4 separate regions of the Homo sapiens genome follow, and all the other regions are linked to region 1. The links are chromatin contacts, found by Hi-C or POLR2A ChIA-PET in ENCODE. All regions are on one chromosome and are shown on one strand. Each heading gives the region's core, a stretch centred on a gene start or an enhancer-like site at or near the end of the contact. The rest is flanking DNA. Distances are from core to core; before and after follow the strand shown.

Region 1 (4,032 bases), core at 512-3,011:
TTGTTCCAGAGGAATCGTCTGGGAGAGCCTAGCTCTGTGTGTGTGGATGTGTGTGTGCACATGTGTGAGTGCAAAGCTTTAACAGGGAAAGGCAGCCCCAGCCCACTCCACACTGCACTCGGTCACAGACAGCGCAGCATTCCCTCCTGCCTCACACTCAGCAGTACCACGAGCTGGGGGTGCTAATCCCAAATCCACCACCTTGTATCCTGGGGGCTCAGCCTCTCCCAGCCAGTTTTCTCATCTGCAAAATGGGCATGAGCGCCCACCCCTGGAGGCTGAGCCCTGGAGCTCATTCAAGGCCTCGAGCCCACCACTCCATCATGACAGAGGCAGGGAGTAAGCGTTAGGTCTGACAAACCTGGAACCCACCGCCTGCCCCGGTCACGGGGCAGCACACCTGCCTGTGAGTAGCAGAGGTACTCAGACTCTCACCCTCACATCCAGGAGGGGCTAGGTCCATGCTGGCTCCCCTTGATGCCCCATCTCACTAAACATCCCTGCAGCTACATTGGCTTCTGAGCACCTCCTGGGGTGGCCAAGCTGCACCCCAGGCTGCAGGGAGGGTGGGCAGGAGGGGCTACGGATGGCGGGGGCTTCATTCATAATCAGCTGTTTCGATTTCCATTCAGCACAAATCCTTCACCCGGCCTGACAGCCTGGCTGCCGTCCCACCACCAAATTAATATCCTTCCCGGAGCTAATTTATAAAGTCTCCCCCTTCTCACTAGCTTCCAAACCCTTGGGAGGGCAATGGGTGGGGGCCCCAGCCATGCCCTCTCCCCCTTCTCGGTAGGTCTGGGCCTGGAGTTGGCGGGCAGTCTGGGATAGGAAGCTACCGGGCGGGATGGCAGGAGGAGGAGGGAAACTGACCCTACGCGCCTCTGCGCTGTCCTGCTCACAAATGGAGAGCCAGCCTGGGAGAACACCCGGGGGTGCCAGAGTGAGGGGCCCCATTTCTGGAATGGGGCCTTCCCAGGTCTGACGTTCTGTTCATACAGCCCCGGGGGACCCTGCCCACCCGGGCGTGGGCTGCTTTGGGGATAACAGGGTCCCAGTCTGTTTCCTGGGCGGACACACACCCAAGGGCCAGCGGCCTGCTAGAAGCCGCAGCCCGACGGGCGGGCGGCGCAGAGGCCGCTCGGGGCCCAGCGCGCCGTCCCGGTCCCCAGGCCAGGGAGGCCGGAGCCGCGGAGCGCAGAAGTTGCTCCTCCCGCTCCGGCCGGGTTCCTGTGCGGCGCGGCTGCAGCTGGGCGCCGGGGCGCAGGCGGCCGCCGGTGAGCGGGAGACCCCTCCTCGTCCCGGGCGAACCTGCCACCCGCCCCCCGGCCCCGCCGCCCGCCCGCTGCCCAGCCCCGCCCCGGCCCCGCGAAAAGTTGCCCCGGGTCGACCCTCCCCGGGCCCGGCGCCCGAACTCACGCGAAGGTCGGCGAGGGGTCCGAGCGGGGCCCGGGCCGGCGACCCCCCGCGCGCGCCGCCAACGCGCCCCCGGCCCCCTCCCGCCCGCCGGCCCCCGGCCCCCGGCCCCGTCCCCGCCCGGCCCGGCGAGCACTCACCGAGCGGCAGGAAATGTTTGGTGTCCATGTCTGCGACTAACTCATGCCCGGCCGGCGGCGCAGGCAGCGGGCGGCGGGCGCGGCGGCCCCCGGCGCGGCCGGCCCGGGCCCGGGCGGCGGGGAGCCGGCGGCTGCGGTGGCGGCGGCGGCGCGCGGAGGCCGCGGCGCGGCGAGTTGTTGCAAAAGTCGCCCAACAATGTAAACTACTTGTGTCTGCGCGCCGCCGCCGCGCGCGCCCGGCCCGCGCCCCCGCCGCCGCGCGCCCGCGCCCCGCTCCGACCGCGGCGCTGCGGCGCCGGCGGGGGGGTGGCGGGGGGCCCGCGACGGGCGCTGACTCGGCGCAGCGCCGCCGCCACCGCTCGGCCCGCGCCCCGCCCGCCCAGCCCCGCCCGGAGCGCGCCCCCCTCCGCCGCCGCCGCCCCGCGATCGCCGCCCGCCCGGCCGCCGAGTTGAGAGCGCCGTGCAAACTTGCGAGTTCGCCTCCGCCAGGGGTTCCCGGGAGCCGCGAGGAGGCGGCGTGGGAGGGGGCGGGGCGCAGAGGGAGCGGGGCGGGGGCGGGGGCGGGAGCAGAACTCCCTCCCCGGGCCCGCCACACACTCGCGCACACACACACTTGCGCGCAAGGGCCCGGAGGAGGCGGAGAGCCGGGCCGGGAGCCCAGCGGCCGGGCCATTGTCTGCGCGGCCACACAAAGCGGCCGGGCGGTGGCCGCGAGGGGACCCCGGCCCGGGCCAGGCAAGCGCAGAGCCGGGCGGGATGGCCGCGGCACCCATACCTCGCACCCCGCCGCGGCGGACACGTGGGGAAACTGAGGCCCGGGAGTGGCGATGTGCCCCAACGGCAGAGGACAAGCTCCTCGTCCGGGGAAGGTTTCGTCTTCCGGACGCTACCCCCGGTCCACCCCACACTTTCACGCCCTACCCCCACGGAGAGACCCACGAGCCCACCGGGAACGAGGAGGGGTGCGCGCTTCGCCTCCTCATCGACCCGCACTCCTGGGACCCCTCTTCAAAGGCACCAGGCTGGGCAGGCGCTGCCCGGAGTTGGACACAGACTTTGTGGCCGGTGGCTATTTTTATACCCTGGGTAGTTCTCTGCCTGACTTTTAAATTCACGATTTGTTTGAAAACGAAAGGAAGCACTCCTGCCCCGGGACAGCTCGGGCCGCCTCCGCCGCGCGCCGCCCGCCGCCCGCCGTCTCGGGCGGCTGGAATTCGGATTTGGGTGTGAGCTACCTGCGCGCCGCCAAGCCCAGCCTTCCTGAGCAGGCGCCGAGGCGCCCCGCCGCGCCCTCCCTCCGCACCCCCACCGCGAGCTTGCTGACCACCTAGACCTAAGGGCCCGGGCTGCGAGGCACAGGGACTGACCATTCACGCAGGCTGCGCGTGGTGGCCCGGGTCAGGGGACGCTAATGGGGAGGGAGGTGAGGAGGTGATGACCGCGTGTGGACAGCCATGACACGGCCCAAAGATAACAGCCCGAGACCAGAGAGGTGTCCTGCTGCCTGGGTGCCCCTCAAGTCGGGCCACCCGGAGCTGGGTTCCACGAGGGCTCCGGTGGCCTGTTCCGGTGGGAGGTCTTGGTTCCACTTGGGACAGAAGTGCCCTGGTTGGGCAGCCCACCCCCAGCACAGCCAGAGCCCAAGGCAGCCCTCTCCCCCTCCCCCTCTTCACTGACCCCTGGGCCCCTACCAAAGGCCACCCCGTCCCCCTATTCACACACCCTGTCCAACAGGCAGCCTGCCCCACTCCCTCCGGGATGAGGGCCACTGTTGACACCTGGTCCTCACCCACTGTGGTTACAGCCACAACAGACCCACTTCCCCACTGCACATGGCATGCCGGCCCAACCCACTGCCCTTCTAAAACTGAGTTCCTCCTGCCAGGGAGGGGGGCGGCAAACAAAGGATAGGACTGAGAAAGAGCCCCCGTAAGCACCAACATACACTGCAAAAGTGCCATGTGCCCGCCGCGTTCCAGGCCTGTCTCTGTGACTGCTTGGGCCCCTCCTGACTGTACTCAGGTTGGGGGGTTGGGGGGGAGTCCCAGATAGACAAGGCCTGGGCCAGATTGCAGGTCCACCTCCTACCAACCGTGTGGCCTAGCTGGGTCACTTCCCTCCTTGTATCTCAGTTTTCTCATCTGTAAAGTGGGAACAACCACTCCCTCCTCACTGAGTCACTGAGATGACTAAGTGAGATAATATGGAGAGTCTGCGCTCGGGAGGACGAGCTCGGTGTGACAGTTATTGTGATGATGATGATGATGAAATGACGCTGAATTAGGCAGGCCGTTCGCCTATGCTCAGTGCAGGGAGAGCAAGGCTCTATCCAGCCAAAGGGCTCAGGCAGCTTTTGGGATCACTGGTTCTTGAGTCAGGTTTTGGAGCAGGGAGGTTCCATCAGGCAGTGGCCGCCCAGGCAGCAGGGCCGGCTGAGCAGCGGCCTGCAGAGAGAAGGAGCAGCAGGCCGCGGACG
Region 2 (4,032 bases), core at 809-3,308, 410 kb before region 1:
AGCTGTGAAGGCAGCAGTGGGAGCGGCTCCCTGCAGGACGGGGCTCCCTGCCCTGAGACCCCCACTTCCGACCCCTTCCCCAGGGCGGGATTCCTCTCTCCACTTCTGACCTGGCAACGCCAGGGTCAGGCACCCCCAATGCCCCAAGAGTCCTCCGTGTTCCATGACGACTTCAGGGCGACTGTTCCTCAAGGGACTTGCTCTGACAGATGGGAACCAGGTGCTACTCAACAAGACAATGGAGAATGACCCCGAGGCAGCCAGAGATCTTTGAGGCAAGCTAGGACCTGGGGGACCACATTTTCAAAGAGGTACCCAGGAACTCAGCATTCCCTGCCCTGCACCCCTCAAGTGTCTGCTCCCCACGTTGCGACACAGCACCCGTCAGCCGCCCAGCCAAGGCTCCAGCAGGCCCAGGGGCAGCTCTGGCTCAGCTCTGGAGGGTGTGGGTGTGGCCTCGGCGACACCCATGGGTACTGATTATCCTGCAGCTGCAGGGAAGGAAGGCAGGAACTGCGGCCATGGCGCCCTCCACGTAGAGGTCAAAGTGTGGCATGGACAGCCTGGGGTCCCGTGCAGAAACCAGCCACAGGGGCAGAGGCTCTGCAGAGAGTTCCCTGGGATGACGCCTGGTGGATCTATGGAAGTGGAGGCACCATTGAGACCCCAGGACTGTAGCGTCACCAGCATACAGCGCCAGCCTGGGAGGGCAGCAAGGACGAGGCTCCAACTCCTGAGACCTGCTGTGCAAAGCTGTATGAGCAGTGCTGCCTGAGGCCCTGGGGCCGCCTCCCTCCAGTGTGCCCAGGAGGTGGCACACCAAGTGAAAGATTATTCTAGAAAGGTTCGTCCTGTGGGGTTTTGAACTTCCTCGGGGCTGCTACCCCTTTCTTCATGCTTCTCTTTTGGAATGGGAACCTGTCCCCCTCCCCATCACCATGTAGTTTGGAAGCATGAGGCTTGTTTCATTCCCCAAGCTCACAGCTGGACAGGGATTTGCTTCAAGATAGATAATTTGAGCCTAAGTCTCATCAGTACCTGATTTGGGTGAGACTCTGGACTTCGAACTTTTGAGATGATGTGGGTACCGGATGGAGTGAATGTAAACTGTATGTGAGAAGGACATGAATTTGGGGGCTGGGACAGAATGTGCTAGGGTTTGAATGTGTCTCCCCAAAAGTCATGTGTTGGAAACTGAATCCTCAATGCAACCGTGTTGAGAGGTGGGATCTTCAGGAGGTGATTAGGTCACCAGGCTCTGCCTTCCTGGATGGGTGAATGCAGCTACGATGGGAGCGGGCTCGTTAGGGTGGGAGTGGGCTCTTGATGACAGGATGGCAGCAGTCACCTTCTCTCCCGCTCCTTCTCACCATGCGATGCCTTCCGCTATGTGAGGACACAGCAAGAAGGCCCTCGCCAGATGTGGTCCCTCTATATGTGACTTCCTGACCTCCAGAACTGTGGGCCAATGAAGTCCTGTTCATTCTAAATCACCCTGACTGTGGTGTGCTGTAACAGCAGCTCACAATGAACTAAGCTCACTTCTGACAAGTCAAAGGTTGTGTCCAGCCAGGCCACAGGCCACAGGCCACCGGAGGCTGCTGCCAGAGGTGCTGGGTACCAGGCTGGTGAGGGGACTCCCGGCCAGGGGGCTGCAGATGTCCAGCCAGTTCACAGGCCACCGGAGGCTGTCACCAGAGGTGCTAGGTGCCAGGCTGGCAAGGGGACTCCCGGCTGGGGGGGCCGCAGATGTCCAGCCAGGCCACAGGCCACCAGAGGCTGTCACCAGAGGTGCTGGGTACCAGGCTGATGAGGGGACTCCCGGTTGGGGGGAACACCGATCTCCCCACCCCTCCCATCCTGCCCCAGCTGGGGAGCTCTGCACTGTGTTTACACAGATGCACACTCAGAGAGACACCCGTGTGTGTGCTGTACACAGAGAGCTCATCCAAGCAGCCTCCAAGATGCCAGTTTTCCAATTTCCGTCTCTGACAAAGGCAGCTGAGAAAGCCCAGGGCTGAGCTGGGATTAAGGGAGAAACCACTGGCCATCAAGGGGCCAGGGACAGCAGCTGCCTTCCCAGACACGCAAATTGCTTTTCTCAGGGAACTGGGGCAACGCGGGCGGGGACCTTGCAGGGAAGCCAACACCAGATCATCCCAGGTCAGCGTCTGAAGGAAGCTGGGAACAGCTGGATGAATGCGCCTGAGGGTGGGGATGCCTGAACCTTCCCAGGCAAGCTGTGGCCCCGCTCCCGCCCCGGCCCACCCAACCACGGACGCCACTCTCAAAATTGACCCAGCGAAAGAGGAACGAGAGGAAAACGCCTCGATATAGTTAATGATATTGCACTGTAGATGTCATTTGCCAAAAGAGTACACTTTAGGCACTTTTACCATAAAGAAGAAAAAGAGGCAGCTATGGGGTGGTGGTGGTGGGTGCAGGATCACTTCACTGTGTCTGTCTGTGCCTGGGTAACTCTATCAAACATGCTGCACACCTTCAATGCACACAATTTTTTTTTTTTTTTTGAGATGGAGTCTCACGCTGTCCAGGCTGGAGTGCAGTGGCGCAATCTTGGCTCACTGCAACCTCCGCCTCCTGGGTTCAACTGATTCTCCTGCCTCAGCCTCCAGAGTAGCTGAGATTACAAGTGCCCACCACCACACCTGGTTAATTTTTTTGTAGTTTTAGTAAAGACAGGGTTTTGCCATGGTGGTCAGGATGGTCTCGAACTCCTGACTTCAGGTGATCTGCCTGCCTCAGCCTCCCAAAGTGCTGGGATTACAGGTGTGAGCCACCGCACCCGGCCGAATGCATACAATTTTAACAAAAGAAATAAAAGACCTCAGACCTGGCAGAACTCAAGACAATCTCAATGGAGGGTCCACCCATCTGGTAAACAGCACATATTTTAAAAACAAAAAACAGTGTCAAGTGGAGATGGTGATTTGGATGCCCCTAATGGATGTGGCCCAGGTAAAATCAGCCACTGAGTCTGGGGGCTTCCTGCCTGGAAGCACAAGGATAAGGATGAACCTGTCTCCTCTCGGTTCCGTGGATTCCTGTCCTTTTAGGGAGCCTCTGGTCTGGCTGACAATGAGAGGGAGCGGGACTGAGTGGGAAAGACCTGGGCATGCCCCTGGAACAGATGCATCTCCCAAGAGGGAGCTCAGGTGGGGCAGACAACAGACACCCCCTTCCACAGGCCGGGACGCCCGCAGGGCCCCAGGACCTGGCCATCTGTTTATGTGCAGCTTGGACCCAAGGATATCTGGCAACGTTCCAGGTTGAGAAATTCCAACTGTTTATGTGATCTCTGCAGGGGGCCTGGCCAAAGGCCCCAGGACACTTGGAGCAGGCTGGGGCCCGGGGGAGGGAATCCTTCCTAACTGCACCCAGACGGCTGCTGCTTTTCCCAACAAAGGTGAACTGGACTTTCCAGAGCCATGATGTTCCTGTACGGCTGCTGCTTTTCCCAACAAAGGTGAACTGGACTTTCCAGAGCCATGATGTTCCTGTGGGGCCACCTCGACTCTCGGCCCTCTCCTTGGCCCACCCTTGCCCACTGCTGCCTTCCCGGGTGCCTGGCAGTGGAAAACCTGTGCCCACCCCACACTCCCAACCCCCTCCTGGAGCCCAGACACCACGTCTACACTCACAGAGCCAGCTTACTCGGGAACATGAGCCAACACGAAGCTCATTCAAAGGTTTCAGTCCGGCCCTCCCAGAGCGGGGAGGGGAAACCGAACTGGGATCCTGCAGAGCCAGGGGCACCTGCCCACCCTGAGATCCCATCTTCCTCCCCGAGCAAGGACCCCCTTTCACTGAAGCAATGGGGACAGCACAAAAGAAGCCCAAGGCCAACCTCAAGTCTACCTGGGGGCCAAGTCTGGGGAAATGCAACCGGATGTCCCACCTCTCAATAACAAGTGTAGCTTGGGGCTGGGACCTTGGATGTAGCCTCTGCTGTTGTTCACCTTCTGGCAAACACCCTTGGGCAGAGCAGAACAGGCCCGCAGCCCCCTGCTT
Region 3 (4,032 bases), core at 1,146-3,645, 340 kb before region 1:
CCACTGCCCCTCACAGGAGCCAGTGTCACAGACTCTCAGCTTCTGTTCTCTGTCCATCTGGCCGAGGGAGCAGTGCCTCTCCCTGGGGATTCACCTCCATTCTCTCCTTGTGAGTAAAGTCTAACATCTTCTCACATGTTTAAAAGTCACCTGTATTTTCCTTCCTGAGAACTTGCCATGTGTGTCGGCCATCTTGGTGTTTGTTTGCTGGACTTTTCTGACTGATCAGTGGGAGTTCCTTGCAGGTCGACCCCCTTTCCGTCAGATAGGTGTAGATTCTCTTCTTACGGTGACCAGTTGTTTTTTTGCTTTTCTTTTGGCCAGATAGAAAATCTTGACTTTTATGGGGTCAAACTGTTTTCTTTTATAACTGCAGGGGCTTACGTCATACTCGGAAAAGCTTCCCATCCCAAGACTGTAAAACCTGGCCTCCCATGTTTTCTTCTAGTAGTTTTATGGTTTCATTTTTAAAGTTCGCATCTCAGATCCATCTGGAATGCATTTTGGTAGAAGAGTAGGGCAGGATCCAATCTTTTTTTCCCAGACGGATTCTGCAACACTCTAGCCCAGTTCAATGATGAATCCTGTCTTTCCCAGCCAACATGACAGGCTGTCTTTACCAAACCCTACATTTCTGCCAGTGCCCTGGCTTTAAAGGGCAAAAGCTCTGCCTTCCCACCAGCTGACTGATTCCCGAGGGTGGGCAGGGGGTCTGCTGCTTGCCCAGCACCCCCAAGATGTTCCCTTCCCCCTGGAGAGCCCAAGAAGGCCTCTAGCACCCTCCGGTGGTGGCAGCTCTGGTGACCCGCCACAGCAAGCTTCCTCAACACCCCTGCCCTTGCAGTATCAAAAAGGGGGAGCCACCCCAATATCCAATAGGCGACACTTTAAATTAGACTTTTGACAGCTGTCGTGAATGAAAGAGAATGCCTGCACTCTAATGTGGCATGACAAAGTCCAAGTCCAAGTCCTCAGGGCAGAGGCCTAGGGATGGTCTAGGCGTTCCCCATCCGCCACCACAACGCATTTCCCTCTGTACTTTCTTCTCTGTATTCATAATCTGGGTTTGGGAGAATCTGGGTTTACAGTCATTTTTATTTTCTTCTTTATACTTTTTGGTGTTTTCCAAAATGACTATAATGAAATGTATTATTTTCATTAAAAATAGATATTAAAGAAGGAACTGGAGGAGGAGGAAAATGCTCAAGTGACATTTATCCTCCCCCCTCAAGTGCCCATGGCCTCCCAGCCCTGCCAGGTTGGCCAGGGCGGCCTCCTTGCACCTCCCCAGCAGACTCCCGAGGCCTCTGAACACCTGGGCCACACTCCCTCCCCCAGCCCCAGCCCTTCACCCTCTTAGGCTATCAGGACAGTATGGGGACAGCAGAGAGGAGAAGTGTGCTACGTTCTGGGACAGGCCCCCGGCCACCACACACTGACTCCAGGATGAGGAGCCCAGGTGTTCAAAGCCTCAGGGCCAGCCCAGGTCAGGCCAGGCATCCTCTCTTCTTTCTTGGCCCACACGGCCCTCCTTCCAGATAGGGGCTGCGTCCGATGGATGCACCCAGCACAGCAACGTGCAGAGAACAGTTGTTCAGGAAACGTCGAACTTCATTTTGAGAACATGGTCTCTTCAACCACCCCCTCAGCAAAGCCACCCACAGGGCCTTTGACATCGTACATGCTCACAGAAATGTGTGGCGAGTTGAATGCAAAGGCAGTATTTTTAGTAAATTTCCAAACATGGAGGCTCACAGAGCAGGCAGTAGCTGTGCAGCAAACACTCATCGGTCTCTGCTAACGAGGCAGATGAGGTTCTACTATAGCTAACAGCCCCAGGTTTAGAGTGACCAACTCTGGTGCAGAACTTGCGGCCCGAGGAAGATGTAATTAACAACAGATTCAGAGCATCGCTTTGCAGCCCAGAGGGTTTCATGCGAGTTAGCCCGTCCCCATCCAAGCTGGCAGCCGTCCATGTCCCCACCTCACTCTAGAGCTGTGAAAGCTGAGGCCGGGAGAGAGATCAGAGGAGAGATATGGGCTGCAGAGCATGAGGGTGGAGAACAACCCCCAGAGGCCCTTCCATCTGGGCTGCTCTCTTAAATCAACCCTCACTTCTACCCTCAGCCTCCCATCACCCAAGGAGCGCGGAATGTCCCCACTGGAGAGATTCAAAGTCCTTGGCAGGCAGCACTGGGCATCTACGTAGGGGTCAGGAAGGGTGCTGGGGAGGCCTAGGCCAGCTCCACTGGCACCGGCAGGCCTGAAAACACAGGCTTCAGAGCTTCCCAGGCTGTTAGGAAAGTCAAAGTGGAAAAGAAGGAGGCAGCCGGACTGGGCTGGAAACCAGCTGAGTTGTCAGAGAAGAATGTGCGAAGCCCTCAGCTTGACATATCCCAGGGAGGGTAGCTGCCCTGAGCGGCCTGGAAGTCAGGGCCCTGCCTGGGGGCAGTTATGTGCTGGCCGCGTACACGACTGCAGAGATCAGATCAGGAAATATTTTCACAAGTGACTAGAAAGAGACCAGACTACCCTCCTTCAGAGGAATTTTTTTTTTTTTTTTTTTTTGGCCAAGATATTGACCAGGCATCACATTTTATGGAGAAAGGCACATACTTAGAGCCCAGTAATTTCATTTGGGCTTAAACTCAGCACAGGGAGGGCTGGATTACGGAAGCCAACAGACAGGCACAGAGTCAGGTTCCCGCCTCTGCGTGAGTAACCGCCCCAGAGAAGGCGGCTTTCAGCATGGAGCACTCACAACACTGGCATCCGTGTCCAGTTGAATGCCATCCTGGGACTCGCCTTAGCATCCTAGAGAACAGAAGCCGCTGGAGGGAAGGGCTGGAAAGGGAAGAAGCGGTCGGAGGAACAGCGAGGTTGGCACTGCTTAAGGAATTCTGGAGCACAGCTGGAAGAGCTCCTGGGAGTCATTTATAGGGTGAGATGATTGATCCCAGAATTAAAGACATTTAGGTTGAAAGGGCCTGGAGAGATTACAGCTAAGAAGGTGCTGGGTGACATCTGGGAAAACTCTCAGGAAGATGCAGTGGGCTGGGCAGGGTTGCATGGGGAGGGGGGTATGGGTGCAGCACAGAGGGGACACTGGCGTCTAAGAGAGCCACCAAGTCTCAGCTCTGCTCCCTATTGGCCAAGTCAACTGGGCACGTCCTCACAGAGTCAGGAGAACCGTACTGACCTCACAGGACTGGTGGGTGGAGTGAAAGTCACCGACAGAAAGCAGTTGGTGCTGGGAGCCATCAGCCCATCCGTCAGCATCTGCCCACAGGACTGGAGGCTCCTGTACCTCACACACACGCCCTGCTGCAAACTGGTCATCTGCTTGGGGACCCCTTGAAAGATCTGGGGTGGTGCAAACAGCTGTGTGAAGCTCAGCAACACATGGCTGAGCCCAGATTAATGTCAGATGTGGGACAATTAGTGAATCCCTGATCCCAAAGATCCCAATCCAAGGAAGGCTGATGGGCAGCTTCCCTGGATGCAGCACCGAGAATAGTGTCCCCGACACTTCCCCAACCAAACTCCCCAGGCCACCCTAGGCAACTCTCGGCTTCCTCTCCCACCCAGCCTCTTTGGGGTCAGCAAACCCAGCATACCCCACCTCTGCCAGCCAGTGGTGGGTGTGGTAAGCTGAGATCACTCTTCTGGTACCTTCCATCCTCCCCTAAAAGAACCCAGGTGCATGGTTCACAGCTTCTAACATCTGCTCTCCACCCCACTTCAGAGAGCTACTTCAAAACATAGCAATTCTCTGGGCTGGTCAGCACCCTCTGAGTTTACAAAGCACTCACAATTCAACCCAGTGACCATTCACTGAGCACCTCACAGTGGCAGGCACTCTGAGATGCAAGAAGAACTCAAAGAGACCTTGCCTGTTTCTATAGAGATCTAAACTGTGCCTCCTTAGATGCTCACCACAAATCTATGAGGTAGAGAGACATCATCAGCTCCATTTTACACATGAAGAAACTGAGGCACAGAAGAAAGTTATGGTTTTGAGGTCGCACCATG
Region 4 (4,032 bases), core at 588-3,087, 320 kb before region 1:
TGGTGGCGGCCCAGGGATGAGATCCCAGGTCCTGGGAGCCAGGCCAGGCTCCTGGCTCCTCCCCCAGAGCCCCAGGGCAGCCCCCACACCCAGACTCCAGCTCATCCAGTTAGCCCAACAAGCACTGATCGTGCCAGGGAAAAAGGAAAAGAGTGTTTTAATTGACAAGCGGAACACGGACAATGATTCTTCCCACTTGTCTTCCAATCGTGAAGCAGAGAGAAGCATTCTTGCTGGCAGGCGGCGGGCTGGTCCAGACGTTCGCTGAGCCCACCGTCCCATCGCTCTGCCCGCCACTTCTCCTGACCTGGCAGCACACAGCTCTGAGCCTCCATCTCCCCGCCTGTCAATAAGGATTCGGGGGACCTTCCAGGGCTGGGGGCTCTGATGTTCGAGAGTCTGTGAAAACCCACCCCGCCACTAACTACCAAGAGCGATGCCTAGAAAAACTCCCCCGTCAGGAAGCTGCGCCAGGGAGAGTTGAACCCTCGAGAACCCAGGCAGGGACGCAGACAGTCCCCGCCTTGAAGCGCCCTCCCCGGGAAGCAAGCCTCCTTCTAAGGGCTGACCCTTGGCAGAAGGAATCCCACATCTGCATATCATCCCAACCACTCACAGCCCCGCCTGCAAGCCCATCTCTGGCTTTGCTCCACGCATCCCATCTCTCAGCAGCGAATCCAGGAAAAGCTGCCTTCCAGGGATCAAGAAGTTTGGGGGTGGGATTAGGAGCAGGGCTGTCTACCACCCTGCAGGGGTCCCCAGTGCCCCCGAACACTTAGGTGACCAAGGCTGCAGGAAACGCTGTCCCTGGGGAAAGCAGGGCGCCAGCTCAGCCTAGAGTGACAGTGCCTGGGGGAAGTTCAGTGCTGGGGGCCCAGGCTTCTGGGATTCCCCCCATCCCCAGGAGTCCCGGGATTTGAAGGGCTGTAACTCTAGGGGGCGGCCCTGCCCGGTTTGGAGCAGAGGAAGTTCTGCTGTAGGGCTGTGAGGGCCCAAGCTGGGCGCCTGTGATGTGGGACAGAGAAGGAAGGTTTTTGGGACAAAAGTTTGCCCGCCTCGTGGACAACCCCTCCTGCTGATCCAGCCCTCGGTCCTTCCTCGGCTCGCGCGACAGCCCCACCCGACCCGCCCGTCTGGGGAGGGGGCGGCGGCGCGCCCGCGGGCATTGTGTCTGCGTGTCGTCATCTCGGGGGGGCCCCCAGCAAATGGCATTCGTGGTCTTGGCCCGTGCATTCCACAGGCCAAGGAAGAAAAGTTCTGCGGGCGAAGGCGCCCGGGGATGACAGCGGCGCCCGGGCTGCGCGCGCCCCATCCCGCAGCCCCGCGCCCCGGGGCGCCCTTACCTGCGCGGCTCGGAGGCGGCGCCCACAGCAGCAGCAGCAGCAGCGGGGGCAGCAGCGGGGCGCCCGGGCGGAGCGCGCTGCGCGCTTTCCAGCGGGTATGGACGTCCATGCCGGCGGGGCGCGGGCCGGGGCGCACAGGGGCGCTCGGAGGCGCGCGGGGACGCACAGGGGCGCGGGTCACGGCCCGGGCAGCGCACTCAGCAGGGACCGCACCACTTTAGGAGGTCATGGGGACCTCGGCACCCCCCGTTCTTCTTTGTGGCGGCGGCTGTTCTGGAAGGGGCGGCTGGCGCGCTCGCCCACGGGCGGGAGGGCTCGACTTTGGCCCGCGGGGCGGCCGGGACCCCGCTGGGCTAGCTCGCCCTCGCCTCCTCCTCCTCCTCCTCCAACTCCTTCTCGCCTCCTCCTCGCCGCCGCCGCCCCGCGACCCGCTCCCCGTGGGCGCTCCGCTCGAGTGAGGTCCTGCGCCAGCCGCGGGGACGGAGAGTGCGGACCTCGCCTTCGGCGCGGAGCACTTTTTTCCCCCTTTTCCTCCCTCCCTCTCTCCTGGAAGGCAGCCGCGGAGGCTGTCGATCCCCAACGCCCGCAGCAAATCAGAGCCCGGCGCTGGGCTCGGCGAGGCCAGCCCCCGCCTCCCACTGGGCGCCGCGGGCGAGGGGGTGGGGACAGCGGGCGAGTCGCAGCGAGGAAGGGGCTGGCCCGGGGCGGAGCGGACGTGGGGCGGGCGCGGCCCCCTGTTCTTTCTCTGAGAGCCGGTAGGCGGGCGGGCCTGGGGCGGCCTCGGAGCCCAGGGGCCCACCCTGGTCCCCCCACTGTTCCCACCCCAGGTGCCCGCACCTGGCCATGCTCCAAGAACCAGTGCAGAGGGGCCCCGAGGTTTGATCACTTCGGGTTAAAAAGAAAGTTGCAGTTTACCCCGCCTAACTTTTTCTTTAACGTGGAGGAGTTCAGAGCTCCTCTTCTGGGTGGAGACTAAACTTCCCATCCAGCCAGATCAGGGCGCCCAAGACTGTGGCCTACGTGTCAACCCGGACCGAGGACCTGCCTCCTAACTGCAGATTGGCACGGGACCGAGCTGGGGTCTGACTTCCCAAGAGCTCCCGGGACCTCCATGTGCTTGGACGGGAACATCTGGGTTATTAATCAGGCGAAGTTTGGCTCTGCGGCCCCCAGGCTCTCACCCCTCACTCCTGCCCACTCCCTGGTGGCCCCTCTGCAATAAAAAGGAAACCAAAGAAGGCATCCCCTTGGGAGTGACAGCTGGCGCAGGGAGAAGGCATTCCTGATCGGCTGCTCTCGGAGAAGAGCTGGGGCCCTGATTCTCCTGCCTGGCTTCTTTAAGCCCCTCGGGGTCTCCTCCAGCAGGAGGCCCGCCAGTCTCTGGGTGGTAGGTGGGCGTCTCTCCCTCCAGCTTCCCCAGGCCTGGCCTCCCTGCACAGCCTCCTGAAGCCTGACCCACACCCCTTCCCCAAGGGCTGCAGGGCTAGTTTTTTAAAAGGAGGGAATCAGAATGAATTAAGAACGATTTGCAAACCCTGGGCCATCCCCATTCCCTTTGAACAAACAATTTAGCCAGAGATGCCAGACAGGGCTGGGACTCCCCTCTCCAGTTACATCTCCAGACTGGGCGTGAAATTCCCCAAATGCTCTTTAATTCTCACCATTCTGGAAACAGGAGGTGAGAGAGGCGTCCGAGGTTAGGTTTGCCAGGATAGCCATGGCAGGCTCCGGAGCTGGGTGATAGGTCGCTGTTGCTAACTTGGTGATGAGGCTTTTAGTCTCCATATCTGCCACATGCGCTTGCATAGATATCAAATATTTCGCAGGAAAAGAATGAGAAGCTCTTCACACACAGACGTGGGGAGGTGCTTGAGATACATTCAGTAAAGCAAATGTTAGTTCTGACCTGTTTCCTTGTTGATTTTATTTTGTTTTACAACTTGTATAAGGCATATGTGATCAGGCAAAAATGTGTGTGAGTTGTGTGCATGTGTGTGTTTGTGTGTGTGCCTGTGTGCGTGTCTGTGCGTTGGTTAACCTGCAGCCACTGGCCCTTTACTTTCCCTGTGGACTTCAATGAGTGAGAAATTCCATCAAACCCCAGACTCCGCGCCAGCCCCAGCTGTGCTTGGTCCTTGGAGTGCCCCCGCCCCTACCAGCAAGGCCAGCTTCACCCCTGAAGACTAGGGGTGCTGACACAGGCCATGGCCTGGTTATCAGAAGAGAGTGGAGGCTTTCTGGTTCCAGCTTCTTTTTCCCCAAGCACAAGTGGAGTTCCTTTCTGACAGTCCCATGTGCACATCCGTGCCAGTCAGCAAGCCCTCCTGTAACTCACAGCCAGCATCTAAACTTTGCCCTGAATTAACACAACTGGCGCCTTAAGAGCTGACACTCAAGTGACCACCCCAAGGTCCCCCAAAAGTTGACTTCTCAGCAATGGTAAGATGGCTCAGTCTTGCAGCTCAAGCAGCCATGACAGATGCACTTTATCCTCTCTTGGAGAGCAAGTGGTGCGGTGGCTTGGAAAGCTGTCAAATGTGAGTTTCCACCCTCATCTGAGCCTTGAGTTGGGTGGAGAGATGAGTTTCTATCCCACCAGGAAACTCAGAGAGAAGTCCCCAAACTTGGCGGCCTGATGTGTCAGCCAGGGACTATGGCAGAATGGCCCGGCAGTACCAATCAGGATTCG

The links. A loop is a pair of places that touch in the nucleus more often than their neighbours do. ChIA-PET counts read pairs that join two places held with the same protein, here RNA polymerase II (POLR2A). Pooled maps may share reads with other maps.
Region 2: a map of sigmoid colon shows a loop between it and region 1 (2.4-fold over the local background). The contact joins the enhancer-like site here to the promoter of RXRA in region 1. A Hi-C loop is called at or near these places in 1 of 168 maps with a recorded cell type or tissue (sigmoid colon). POLR2A ChIA-PET finds 5 or more read pairs at or near these places in 1 of 52 experiments (AG04449).
Region 3: a map of sigmoid colon shows a loop between it and region 1 (4-fold over the local background). The contact joins the enhancer-like site here to the promoter of RXRA in region 1. A Hi-C loop is called at or near these places in 2 of 168 maps with a recorded cell type or tissue (ascending aorta and sigmoid colon) and 1 of 50 pooled maps. POLR2A ChIA-PET finds 5 or more read pairs at or near these places in 2 of 52 experiments (A673 and PC-9).
Region 4: a loop to region 1 is called in a map of endothelial cell of umbilical vein, with 5 times the contacts of the local background. The contact joins the promoter of COL5A1 here to the promoter of RXRA in region 1. A Hi-C loop is called at or near these places in 6 of 168 maps with a recorded cell type or tissue (aorta, ascending aorta, chondrocyte and 3 more) and 10 of 50 pooled maps. POLR2A ChIA-PET finds 5 or more read pairs at or near these places in 1 of 52 experiments (MCF 10A).

The regions. Positions count from the first base shown.
Region 1 is chr9:134,324,184-134,328,215 of GRCh38, reverse strand. It overlaps RXRA (retinoid X receptor alpha), which reads right to left and starts at 1,761. Exons shown (of 10, transcript NM_002957.6): 1 at 1,557-1,761. The coding sequence starts at 1,584. RefSeq lists an enhancer at 1-475 and silencers at 1,086-1,225, 1,964-2,013, 2,084-2,263.
Region 2 is chr9:134,733,709-134,737,740 of GRCh38, reverse strand. The region is part of intron 9 of COL5A1 (collagen type V alpha 1 chain); the gene reads right to left. Among named protein-coding and RNA genes, the nearest start is that of COL5A1-AS1, 83 kb to the right of the region's middle. Within about 2 kb of position 2,058, at least 11 of the 41 ENCODE cell types and tissues checked have a DNase peak (open chromatin) inside an H3K27ac peak, as active enhancers do; they include sigmoid colon, where a contact is called at or near this core.
Region 3 is chr9:134,660,679-134,664,710 of GRCh38, reverse strand. All of the region lies in intron 1 of COL5A1 (collagen type V alpha 1 chain), which reads right to left. Among named protein-coding and RNA genes, the nearest start is that of COL5A1-AS1, 9.9 kb to the right of the region's middle. Within about 2 kb of position 2,395, at least 16 of the 41 ENCODE cell types and tissues checked have a DNase peak (open chromatin) inside an H3K27ac peak, as active enhancers do; they include ascending aorta and sigmoid colon, where a contact is called at or near this core.
Region 4 is chr9:134,639,608-134,643,639 of GRCh38, reverse strand. It overlaps COL5A1 (collagen type V alpha 1 chain), which reads right to left and starts at 1,837. Exons shown (of 66, transcript NM_000093.5): 1 at 1,344-1,837. The coding sequence starts at 1,452. RefSeq lists an enhancer at 152-858.